2 separate regions of the Mus musculus genome follow, and region 2 is linked to region 1. A link is a loop called in an ENCODE intact Hi-C map of the cell type or tissue named here. Cell type or tissue: heart. All regions are shown on one strand. Links, peaks and the distances in the headings refer to the core of each region. The heading gives the core; the rest is flanking DNA.

Evidence for each region. Peaks named below come from ENCODE experiments on the same cell type or tissue, not always from the same donor. Only the 100,000 strongest peaks of a DNase experiment are listed, where the experiment ranks them.
Region 2: it touches region 1 in a loop (2.0-fold over the local background); 1 of 42 quality-filtered maps calls a loop at or near these places.

The regions. Positions count from the first base shown.
Region 1 is chr12:31,261,880-31,267,616 of GRCm38, reverse strand. It overlaps Lamb1 (laminin B1), which reads right to left and starts at 2,324. Exons shown (of 33, transcript NM_008482.3): 1 at 2,016-2,324; 2 at 751-926. The coding sequence starts at 2,052. Gm32899 (a long non-coding RNA gene) reads left to right here and starts at 2,525. Exons shown (of 2, transcript XR_381427.4): 1 at 2,525-2,607. In heart, for the core only: a CTCF peak has its summit at 3,926 (motif pointing right); DNase peaks (open chromatin) are centred at 666, 1,736 and 2,366; H3K4me3 peaks cover 3,489 bases; H3K27ac peaks cover 4,618 bases.
Region 2 is chr12:31,142,405-31,148,141 of GRCm38, reverse strand. No RefSeq gene overlaps it. Among named protein-coding and RNA genes, the nearest start is that of Gm40361, 23 kb to the right of the region's middle. In heart, for the core only: a CTCF peak has its summit at 2,667; DNase peaks (open chromatin) are centred at 2,511 and 4,661; H3K27ac peaks cover 1,112 bases.

The sequences.
Region 1 (5,737 bases), core at 1-5,000:
GGCCATGTTGTGACGCCATTATATTACATGTGCAAAGCCCAGGTCACCCACAGACTAACACCTGTTACTGTCAGAGGCCCCATTCCATTTCCAGCCTCTTTTTATTTTTCCCCGGAGAGTGAGGTAGGGGTGGTGGGAGGACGGTGGTGGAGATAAAACTCACATTAGCTCTTATCTAAACATGGCCAATGAAATCTAAAACCTGAGACCACTTTTAGAAGCATATGCCCCTCATTAATTTCATTTCCGTCTTCCACTATGATGATGCCATGACAACCAGGGCATTTTTCAGTAAGGAAGTATGTCTGATCCTGACTGAATCACCTCGAAAAGACTTCAGCGCTTGGGGCGTCCTTATACTCAAGCCAAAGATGGAAACCCAACACCAACAATGCAAGAAGAGAACTGAACCATCTACAATACACAATTTCAAAAGGGTTTGATCAAACAGTATAAATAACAACAGAATAAAATACAGGGGACCGTACAGGGCACAGGACAGAGGCTAAGCTCATCTGCAGCCCCGGGCTTCTCCTACTGATGGTGGTGTTAGGTGGCAGGAAATGTTTGGCGGGTGCGACTGTGCAAATGGAGATTGGGACTGAGCTACTGGCTTCATCCCGGGGCTCCTCTGCTGGTTGTACTTCCTATCTGGATTGACAGCAGGATGTGGAGTCTCCTGGGCAAGCCCCTTTGATCGGCCAGGAGGAGGATGCAGCCCACAATGCATTCTCTAGACTCGTGTCTTACCTGCAGGTGGCTAACAATACAGTAGGGCTCTGGTTTGTGCAGTCCACATGTCGAAGTCACGGAGAGCTTTTGCGCTCGGCCGATGAGAAGGTCGCCAGTGGCAGGGTAGCAGCTGCCTTCTGCGCAGCCATAGCTGAACTCCGGTTCCTGAGCGCACACTCGGGTGCCCCATAGGGCTACAGAAAAGAAAAGCAACAAGGTTAGGAAGAAAGAAAAAAAAAAAAAGCAACCGACAAGCCAGGGCAAAAGAAAACAGCAGGAGGGGCAGACAGAGAGGATTAAAAAGAAAGGAGACTACATAGAAAAAACACGGTGGAGAGATAGGCGCAGAAAAGGCCTGGAAAGCTGGGACAAGGAAAAGACAGAAGGATGAAAGAAAAAAAAAAGACTCAGAATCGTCATTAGGTTTGACTAGCAGTCAGCTGAGCGCAGCACCCAGAAAATACAACTGACTTTTTTGTCTACTCTGATCTACCCCTCTATGAAAGGTGGACAGAGTGATCCGGTCACTTCGAAGTGCCTGGACCAGGGCGCAGTGAGGTTGACCCTGCCAAGCGCTGCACACCCGCTAATGAAAACCCGCGTGCACATGGCAGTGCGCGCATCCTCGGTGTGAGTGTGGTTAGTCTGGGGGCGGGGGGGGGGCACAAAAATATGTCCGCGTGCACGCGCCAGGGTCACCGGCGATTGCGCCGGGTGAGGCACCGCGTTTGCCACAGAAGCCCTGAGCTAGAGACGACTGGTGTGTCTCTGTAGTGGCTTCAACGCTTCGCCATTCCAGCAAAGCACCCGGCCCAACTGTTCATGGTGCCACCCCGAGACAAACAAGGATGGTTAATTAAAGCCACATGGCTCCAATCTGTTCCCAAGTCGAAGCCTGCTCTGGGCCCCGACACTTTTGTGCGTAATTGGTTTTTCCAGGACCCTCCGCAGTCTGCCCAGCCACAGCAGGGAGCCTGCCTTCCGCAGTGGGGAAACAGCGTTTAACTGGTAAAAGGTGCAAAGCCCTGGAGCGATCACCTCGGAAACCTGCAGGAGCGCGAGCTCTGTGCGCAGAACCCAGTGGATGCGGGTCCGCGGAGCTCCGCGTGCGCGGTCCCTGGCCACCACCGAAGCGAGAGCGGTGGCGATCTCACGGCGTCATTTCCAACCACTCTCTCTCCCCCGATCCCCCAAAACTGCCTTCAAAGCGGGGGCAAACCGGTTTGGGGGTTTTCTTCCCTAATGCCGGAGCACACCCCTCCCCCCAACCCTTACTGAGTTACCTAGGACACCAAAGGCGAACACCTGGAGCAGCCCCATGTCCAGTCCTCGCAGACGAGGGGACGCGGCACGGGAAGGAGGACGCAGCAGGCAAGCTGCCTGTCTTTTCTTCGGGTCTTCCTTTCTGGAGAGGTAGCGGGGAGAAAAGGCAAATGTTGGGAGAGAGGAGAGGGGCCCTTCCATTTCCTGCCGCTCCCACGGAAGCGGGGGCTGGGCCCAGGAAGGGGGTCAAGTCGCTTAACTACTTTGTTCTCCTCACCCGGCTGGGCGAGCGCTCAACCCGCTCCTGGCAGCCCACCGGCCCAAAGAAGGGAATTAGAAAGTTTCGCCTAGGGAGGAACCGAGGGAGGCGTCTCTGCTCATGCGCACATGGAGAGCGGGGGCGGAGGGGGCGGAGGACAGCAAGTTGGCTAGGGGTGGGGGTTGAGGTCCAGGTCCCACCTCCCCAGGCGCCTCTTTTGTTTTAAGGCAGCGTCTGCTGAAGCTGTAGGGCATTGGTACTTGAGTTCCCAGCGTGGGCTGGCGGGTCCGTTTCTGGGCGCGCTTCCCAAGTGGAGCAAGCTGGGGAGGGATGCGTCGGGGCTGGTCCCGGAGGTAGGTGTGTAGATCGGCCGGCAAAGGGGGCCGGTAGGACCTACCGCGGACTTATACATTTACGTTTATAAGAAGTGAGTCACGAAATGTGCCCAAGGCTAGGAACTCTGGCAACTAGCGCTAGAGGGAGGTGAGCTAGGTTAAGCCCTTAGAAAAAGGGTCAACCTGTCTGGCTCTTAGGAACTTGAGCTCCTATAAGCATCCTTACACCACGACTCAGGATCAAAGAGCTAGAGCTTTGCGTGGGTGGGTGCTACATGTGTGGTGTCTTCCTATTTCATAGGAAGGACACCAGTGGCTGCACATTCTTTGCGCACGAATTTATTCGGGACGTACCTATAATCTCTGGTACCCAGGGGGTTATAGCTCTGAATTCTCTTCTGTTAAAATATACACAAAATAACCTGTGTTACCTGATCCCGGGTAATTTCTTGAATTCCTTTTCCCACTTCACGGTGGAAGGGTTGACACAGCCAGGAAGTTGGAGATTTTTGATGAGACACCCTTCTCCACACTACAAACAGAATCCTGCAACCACCTTAAGCACGCAGGGAGGGGAAATGGGGGGGTGCTCTAAGGAAGCCTCTCATAGCGCTTCAAGGTTAAGTGGGGGTAAACAGAAGGTCTCTGTCACTGGGGAAACCTTAGAAAGGAAAAAGAGCTTGGGGACCACAGACCCCAAACCTTTGTAAGAGCCCAACTTGTCTGCCTTAAGTGTTCCTTAGTCTGACCCTGGAATGAGGGAGCTTAAGTCAGCTGTTAGACTAGTCAGGTGTGATTGCTTTCCAGCCATCACAAGGAGAAGGGATTAAGCGGCTGATTGGTCAGTTTTTAACTCAGCTGAAACGAAATTGGGCCTAGGGAAGTTTATAATCATTAGACCATAGAGTTCGCTGTTCTTGGAGTTTAGAAACCTGTGTTAATTATTCTCCAAATCAGCCCTTGCCCCGATGCAGTTTCTCCAGTATTTGGCCCCGCAGATGCTTGGGATTCCCAACGGCTGGCTGCACAGCCTGCAGGGATTGAGAGTACCCTACAGTCGAAAGGGTTTCATTCTGCAATGGGTGTCTAATAATATAATGCCAACCTATGCTCCTTGCTCAACCTTTAGGGCCATGAACTAAAGTTTTATATTGGTTTACATCTACCCAAGTTGCAGGTGACATTCAACTCCTCTTTTCTTCCTTCCTTCCTTCCTTCCTTTCTTTAACACTTTGGTGGTTTTTTTTTTTTAAAGATTTATTTATTTTATGTATATGAGTGCATTGTTGCTATCTTCAGGCACACCAGAAGAGGGCATTGGATCCCATTACAGATGGTTGTGAGCCACCATGTGGTTGTTGGGAATTGAACTCATGACCTCTGGAAGGGCAGTCAGTGCTCTTAACCACAATGCCATCTCTCCAGCCCACAACTCCTCTTTTCTGAGACTGGCTTTTGCTACAGTAGCAGACAAGTCCTGCTGGCCCCCTGCCCCTGGTCAGTGAACTCTCTCTTTATAAAGGGTCAGCCACCTTCAACACTCTCAAGAGACTGGCTGCTTTCCTGACCACCTCGCTCACAGGAACCAACACTACTAAAAACAAAAACTAAATAAGGGTTTTTGCGCTTGCGTGTGACGCATGTGCGTGGGGGCCATCGGTTGACATCTGGTATCTTTCTCCGTTATCCTCCTTATTTATTGAGACAGTGTCTCGTTGAATCTGGAGCTCACTGAGCCCACCTCAGACTTGCCTCCTCTTCTCTGCTAAGAGCAACATGCTCATATAAAAAGCTGCTGGATCTCTTTCATCTTAACTAGCCGTGAAAGGAGCCCTGGAGCACCGTGCAGCCCCTGTCTTCCATTCCTTCCTCTCTGTAGCCCAGGCTCTTGTCCTTAGGGTTTCTGCTTCCTCACAGCTCCACCTCTGCCCCACCACAATCCTGCCTGCTTCCATCTCTACCATGGCTCTTAGCTTGTTCAGCTGAATGCAGTGCAGTGCAGTGCAGTGTACACACACACACACACACACACACACTCACACACCCACGCCATGGTCCTCTTTGTCCCTGTAGGGACATATGCTTCAAATGACCACACCCTCCCTCTTTGAGACTCCTCCGTCCGGGCGCCCAGGACACAATTCGGATGCTTCTCCCAGGATTTGACCTTTTCTATTTCTCTTTGCCATCTCTGATCCGGTAAACACCAGTGTTCCCCAAGGTCATATCTTCTCTATTTGCCTCCATTCACACACGGTCATCCACATCCAGGGGCTCCACCAACTGCCCTTGTCCTCCTCTCTGTCCACATCTGTATCCTTTATCTGACTCAGAACTTTCTAACAGGCCACCAAGTGGCTCCACTTTGCTTATGAACAGGCACGTAAAATTGATGCACAACCGAGCTCATCCTTCCACCCACCCTCAGACAACAAGATGAGTTAACTGTCATTTGGAGTATTGGTGCCGTGGTTCACCCCTTACCTAGAAAGCCGGGGACTTTCATGTGTCCTGGTGTGATTAGCAGGGAAACAAACTTGGAACTCCGTTATTGTTAATAATGACAGTGACAGCAGAGGGTATAAATAACATGTCAATGAAGCCAGCCCAGCTCGCAAATCATGGATACATCTCCTTCAGCAACTCCTTTGACCTGACCATGAGGTCCTGCTCTGATTTCCTAGCATCTAGCTGCCTCCCCAGCCCCCCACCCCCAGCCCTGGCATTCTTATTTCCAGATCCTGTCCTCTCCAGTTAGCTCCTCCCCAGGACTCTCAGGAGTCTTCAGAATCATAGCCTTCATCATATCATTCTCTTGTTTAAAAGCTATAGTGTGTGTCCTCATGACTACTCATGTGCCCTCTATGGTGACGGAGTTGCACGTCCACTTGGCTTTTTGCACAGCCTTTCCCTCTTCCAGCATTAAGCCAGATGCAGTGTTTGTGACCCAATGCTCCAACTATGTGCTTATGCGCTTATCTCTCCCAGGAGACAATGAAGCAAGGACAAGCACCACATTTTCCCCCACCCACCCAGACACTGGCCAGCACACCACCAGGTCCACCAGAGAGGTGCTCAGTAAGCAGGGTTTGAATCAAAGTTAAGACTAGTCTCTGTTGTAAAAACATCCTTAATTCATATATGTCTA
Region 2 (5,737 bases), core at 423-5,422, 120 kb after region 1:
AAGGAAAATGGTTGATTGACTTTTAATAAGATGTCAAGCCATATCAAATATTATTTCAATTAAAAACTATTAACGCTTCACTATATAGCTTCTTCCTTGTGGATCAACTATATCCTAATTCTCAGTGGCAACTTGGGGGGGGTCATTGCTACACTGGGCAGGGTAGCTCTGGAAACAGTGGCTAGTCTGCTGTGAATGGAGGGTGGTTAGAGCTCCTAGTGGATAGCTTGGGAAAGTTGCACTTCACAGCCACTCTTCTCTAAAGTGTGTTGTGGAGGATCTGCCTTCTGTGTGATCAGCGCTATTAGAGAGGCTTTCCTGCCGTGAGACATGAATGAATGCCAGACACATGGAACAGCTTCAGTATTAGATAGACATGACACCATTTGTCAGTGAAGGTGGACCTGAGACAGGACCAACGAGGTAAGAACTGGATGCAGGAGGACTTGCTAAATGCAATGGCATCCAGCACACATCGTTCATGCTCTTGTTATGAGGATGATGCAGAGAGAAGCTTCAGGGTACACGTACCTTAAACTATCCCATGTGATAGGATTACCTCTGATTGCTGTAATTGGGGCGTTCTAAAGGAAACATGTTACAAGCCTGAAGAGAACAGAGATGCTGGGTCCCAAAGCGCTGTCCAGATGTGGTGTATGGTAATCAGGGAAAATGGACTAGTGTTGAACAGAGGCCAAGAGGAGTGAGGAAGCCTCCATGTGGAAGGAAGGCTCGCCAGGTCCTCGACCGGCTTGCTGGGTTGACACTTACAGGGAGACTAACAAACACAGGTCGGGGCCAGTGTGGGCTGATGTTTACAGGCAGAGAAGGGCAAGAACCCAGGAGGGAAAGAGCTTCAGTCTGCAGCCAATTTCCCTTCCAACTCAAAATGTGTTTTAATCTTTGGCTCGCAGATAGAAGCGCACGGTTCCATCTGTCTGTCTCCTGACCAGGAAGTCGACTGTGCTCATGCTTAGCCCTTCTCTGGCCTTTAGCATATACCACTAAGTTCCATGTTGGGCTCAAATTACCAATACATCATAGATTGTCTTTCTTTCTTCCTTCCTCTCTTCCTTCCTTCCTTCCTTCCTTCCTTCCTTCCTTCCTTCCTTCCTTCCTTCCTTCCTTCCTTTCCTCCACCTCCTCCTCCTCCTCCTCTTCCTCCTCCTTCTTCTTCTTCTTCTTCTTCTTCTTCTTCTTCTTCTTCTTCTTCTTCTTCTTCTTCTTCTTCTTCTTCTTCTTCTTCTCCTAATGAAAGATACAGAGCTGTTTTCTTCCTCTGCATGGAAAGAGTGAAGAGTTCTGAGTAATATGCCTGAAATACACTCTGATTTCTCTGAAGGGAAATGATCTTTTAAAATGTGAAAATACAATGTGTTCCTAGAGGACTCTCTCCTCTTGGGTGGATTAGCTTCTTACAGTGACATCACTGAAGCCACACAAGGAGAAAGGAATCTTATTAAAACATGAAGAAAAGAAGAGTCAGAAAGGAACACTGTTTTCAGCTGTCACCAATTCCTTTCTCTTCCTGGTCTGAAACTTGTAATTATGTTCTCAGTGGTGTGGTTGTCGGGTGGGGCTTGGGAGCCGCCAACAAAGCATTTCTGTTTTTCCTGGAAAACATCATTAAAATTAAAAATAAAGAATCAGAGCTGATTTGAATTGAAAACAAGCCGTCCCTACTATATTTACTCTTTCAATCTGGCTAAAAATAAAAGAGCAGAGGAAATAACAGAATATCATTGTTTCCATTGATAGGTTTTAAAAATATAATAGAAAAGTAAAATGTGAGTTAGAAATCTCATAAATGTATACATCTGAAAAAAAAATCCTTGAATTCACGTTGAACTAACTTAAGAGGAAAATTCATCTTATTTAAGAGGAAAATGCTTTGGAGTGTTCTTTTTGGGTTTGAATCATTTCCCCCCACACAATGAAAGGGATGCCTGGCAGGAAATCAAGGAACTCCTTGGGTCCTGGCTTCTCTGCCTCTCTCCTTCTTTTCCTCTCAGATGTTATAGTTTTATTTGGTCGGAAGGATTCCCTGACAAACATCTTCATACCACTCCTGTAAACTTAGGAGAAGTCCATCTACTCATCTCTCAGCAGCGCAGCTCAGTCTCCGGCCCTGCAGACTAGAGAGGTCTCATTTGTCAGTTGGAAGGAACCTTGATTGCTTAGCCTGGGGATTCGAAGGTGCCAAAAGCCAAGCCTGCCCTTTAGGCTTGCTTAACGAATGTGTACAGTTGAGGCTCTTCTTAAATACCCAAAGAGCTCCTTACGACTTTCAAAGCACTGCTGATGGGCTGCTCAGTAGCTCTTGACTCTCTGGAAAGACTCAGATTTTCGTAGGCCTCCAGGAAGTGGCTGTTTGTTGTAGTCCTCTGTACCAGAAAACATGAACAATAGCACTGGTCTTGGGCAGACACTCAGCAAACTTTGTTTAATTGTATTTCCTTACTCTGGTTTCCAGGCCCAGTCCTGGTCAGACCTGGTGTGTGACACGAATGCTTAGGTGTCAGGAAAGGAGGTTAGAAGGTCGAGAGACTTCAAGGAGACTATTTGCATTCCTGATAAAGGCTGCTGATAGATAGGCAACTACTGGCCAGCATCCAGACATATGCCAGTTCATTTGGGCTGCACAGGGCCAGTGACACACAGGCCACAGTGACCCACAGTGGCAGGTCTACAAGCCTACAGACAAACACACATAGGCAGGCTGGCAAAGGCTCTGGCCTCTGATAGTAAGACTGTATTCATGTAGAATCACAGAAAAGTCACACTCTACCAAAAATAGTTCTATAACAGACTATGTAATTGTTTATTTTGGGGTTCTCCAAATATCAGGTATCAGACATTTTGTGCTGACTCATAGATTTCCCCCTCCCATCACACCCTGCCCATGCCCTTGTCAGACATGTTTTTGCTGACTCATAGCAGATATTCATACCTTGTTCAAGTGTAGACAGGCCCTAGGGTTTTCTGTTTCTCACACAGGACCACTTTGTCTTTATTCTTTATCCTGTGTCACTTGCTACATTTCATTCCTGTTCTTCTTCCAGTACACAAAGTCTTTCTGCCATAGAGTCTTGGTACAAGCTGATCTCGAACCTCAATCTTTCTCTTTTCTCTCACTTATCCTCACATTTCCATTTAAACAGCAAAACCTCAAAGAGACTGTCTAGAGATTTATTATTATACATAAGTACACTGTAGCTGTTTTCAGACGCACCAGAAGAAGGTGTCAGATCTCATTACGAGTGGTTGTGAGCCACCATGTGGTTGCTGGGATTTGAACTCAGGACCTCCGGAAGAACAGTCAATGCTCTTCCCTGATGAACCATCTCACCAGCCCAAAGAGACTGTCTAAAATGCTAACATTGTCTTACTCCATGGCCTTCTGCCATACTCCATATGTCACCTTATTATATCCATTCTCTAAATGCTGTGTGTGTGTGTGTGTGTGTGTGTGTGTGTGTGTGTGTGTGTTGCACAGAGACTAAAACCCAGAGTCATTCTTGTCCATGCTAGGCCAGCACCTTAGTTGTCATCCTCAGCTCTGTTTCCCAAATCTTTATCAGTTCTTCAAGACCACGTTATACGACCATCTCCAAAGTTAGAATTTAAGCTTAACGAGGACTTTACTTAGTGGCTACGTCTCTATTACTTCATTTTGACTTTACTATTGTGTTTGCTCAATAAAATCTGCCGATTAAAATTAGTGATGGTTTTAATGACGATTTCAGAGTCTTCCAAAGCAAACTAATCTTTTAAGAGGTCCATATCATAAGCTTATTTGCTTCAGTGTCGTAGTATTGAAGAAATAAAAAAAATCTTTTTGGTACTACAGCCCAGTGGATGTTAAATCAATTCCACATGTAAATAAACTTGCCCCAGCTCTGCCTAAGAAGAGCAGCAGAAGCCTCTGACCCAAACAAAAGACAGCTTTAAAGAAGCATAGTCTCTTGTCATGGCCAATGGCTCCCACAGTGGGGTCTCATCATGGGCGATGCACAGGTCTATCTTGATGTGTAGCTTCTGGAGAACATGCTCAGCTTAGCATCTCTTTCTTGGACAATTGGTAGGATGCTACTGTGTAAGTCACACAAGTGGTCATTTAGACTATTTGTAGCTGTAGTTCAGTAGATCACATGTGCCAGTCTGAAATATATTGAGGGTTTTTTTTTTTTTTTTGCTCTCACCTCTAAATGTTCTAAAATTTCTGAAAATTTCCAGTCAAAGTTTCCTAACCTTGAGTATTTCATTATTGCCAGACAACATTATTGCCAGTAAACATTGGCCAGGGGCTGAAGAGGTGGTGAGGCTAGTGTTAAGTAGTTTCTAACCAAAGAGTGGAGAATTCCTTTTCTGTCTAGAGATTTAGTTAATAGTTTAAAGTCATCCATCCCACATGGCCTATAGTTGAGCAAAATTTCTTCTGTGTAACTTCTTTGGGCCTGTAGAAAATTCATTTTCATCTAAAAACACTTTCCAAACTTAGACAGTGCTAAGAACCCAGGCATTATCTTTTACTAGAACCCAGTTAGAATACAATGCACTTCCCAGAGACCCAAACAAGGTGCTTTCAATAAACAATACATGGAAAAGCTCAGGCCCTAACATCAGGCTTACATCCAACTTCCTTCCTGTACATCCTTTCCTTTAAGGGGTGGACGTGATGGCCTCCGGGGTTTCGGTAGGTATGACACTCAGATAACCTTTGAGCTTGTTCTGCAGCTGGTCTATGGGGAGGAAGCCCACTGAGAAGCTATTAAAAATGGGCCTTTAAGGGGAAAGAACACGAAAATAGGTTCACAACGGGAATTGATGGTTTTTCCGATGATGTGGTTCTAAGTGGTATAGGTTGGTGTACAATCTGTCCAGTCCCTTCCTGTGTGCTAAGAGTGACTGGGCCTCAGCAGATCATGCTGAGGCACTGAGGGGTCTTTATCTTCTCTAAAGGAATCAATTATGTTTATTGTCTGGTAGTGATTAGGATAGTCAAATAGACCAGGAGTTTTATAGTAATTCCTTGGAAGACTGAATCCAAATGACTTTCCTGTCTAAAGGTAACAAAAAACAGGAATTAGGCAGATGTACATATTTTCTGAGTAGTCAGGATAATTTCTCCTTTGCTTTTGGCAGAGTAGTCCCAGGTATATAGAAAACATTTTTTTATGATTGATCCAGTAACTCCACAGCAAGTAAATAAGAAGTCAACCCACCTCTAGGTAGTCGAGGATGCAAAATTTCTGAGCTTCATTTAGTCCACAGGTAGAACTTGCTGTAAATTGTGTACTGTGTCCCACAAAGAAATTTCCAGGAACAGGATGGCAGGGATCCTAGCTGCATTCATCTTGAGGTCTCACATAACTAAGCCAGCCACAGAAACCACCATGGAGAAGGTAGGTAGCCCCAAGGTTGTCCATGACTTCGAAAACCAACCCATTATGCTGAATGTTAACAGTTCCTTTAATTTTAATTTTAACTTTAATTTATCCCCTTTCCTGGTTTTGCCTGGTTTTGATCCCCCTATCACATCCCCCCTCCCCCTGCTTGTATGAGGGTGTTCTCCCACCCACCCAGTCACTCCCGTCTCCCCACCCTGACATTCCCCTACACTGAGGCATCGAGCCTTGACAGAAACAAGGGCCTCTCCTCCCATAGATGTCCAACAAGGCCATCCTCTGCTACATATGTGGCTGGAGCCATGGGTCCCTCCATGTGTTCTTCTTGG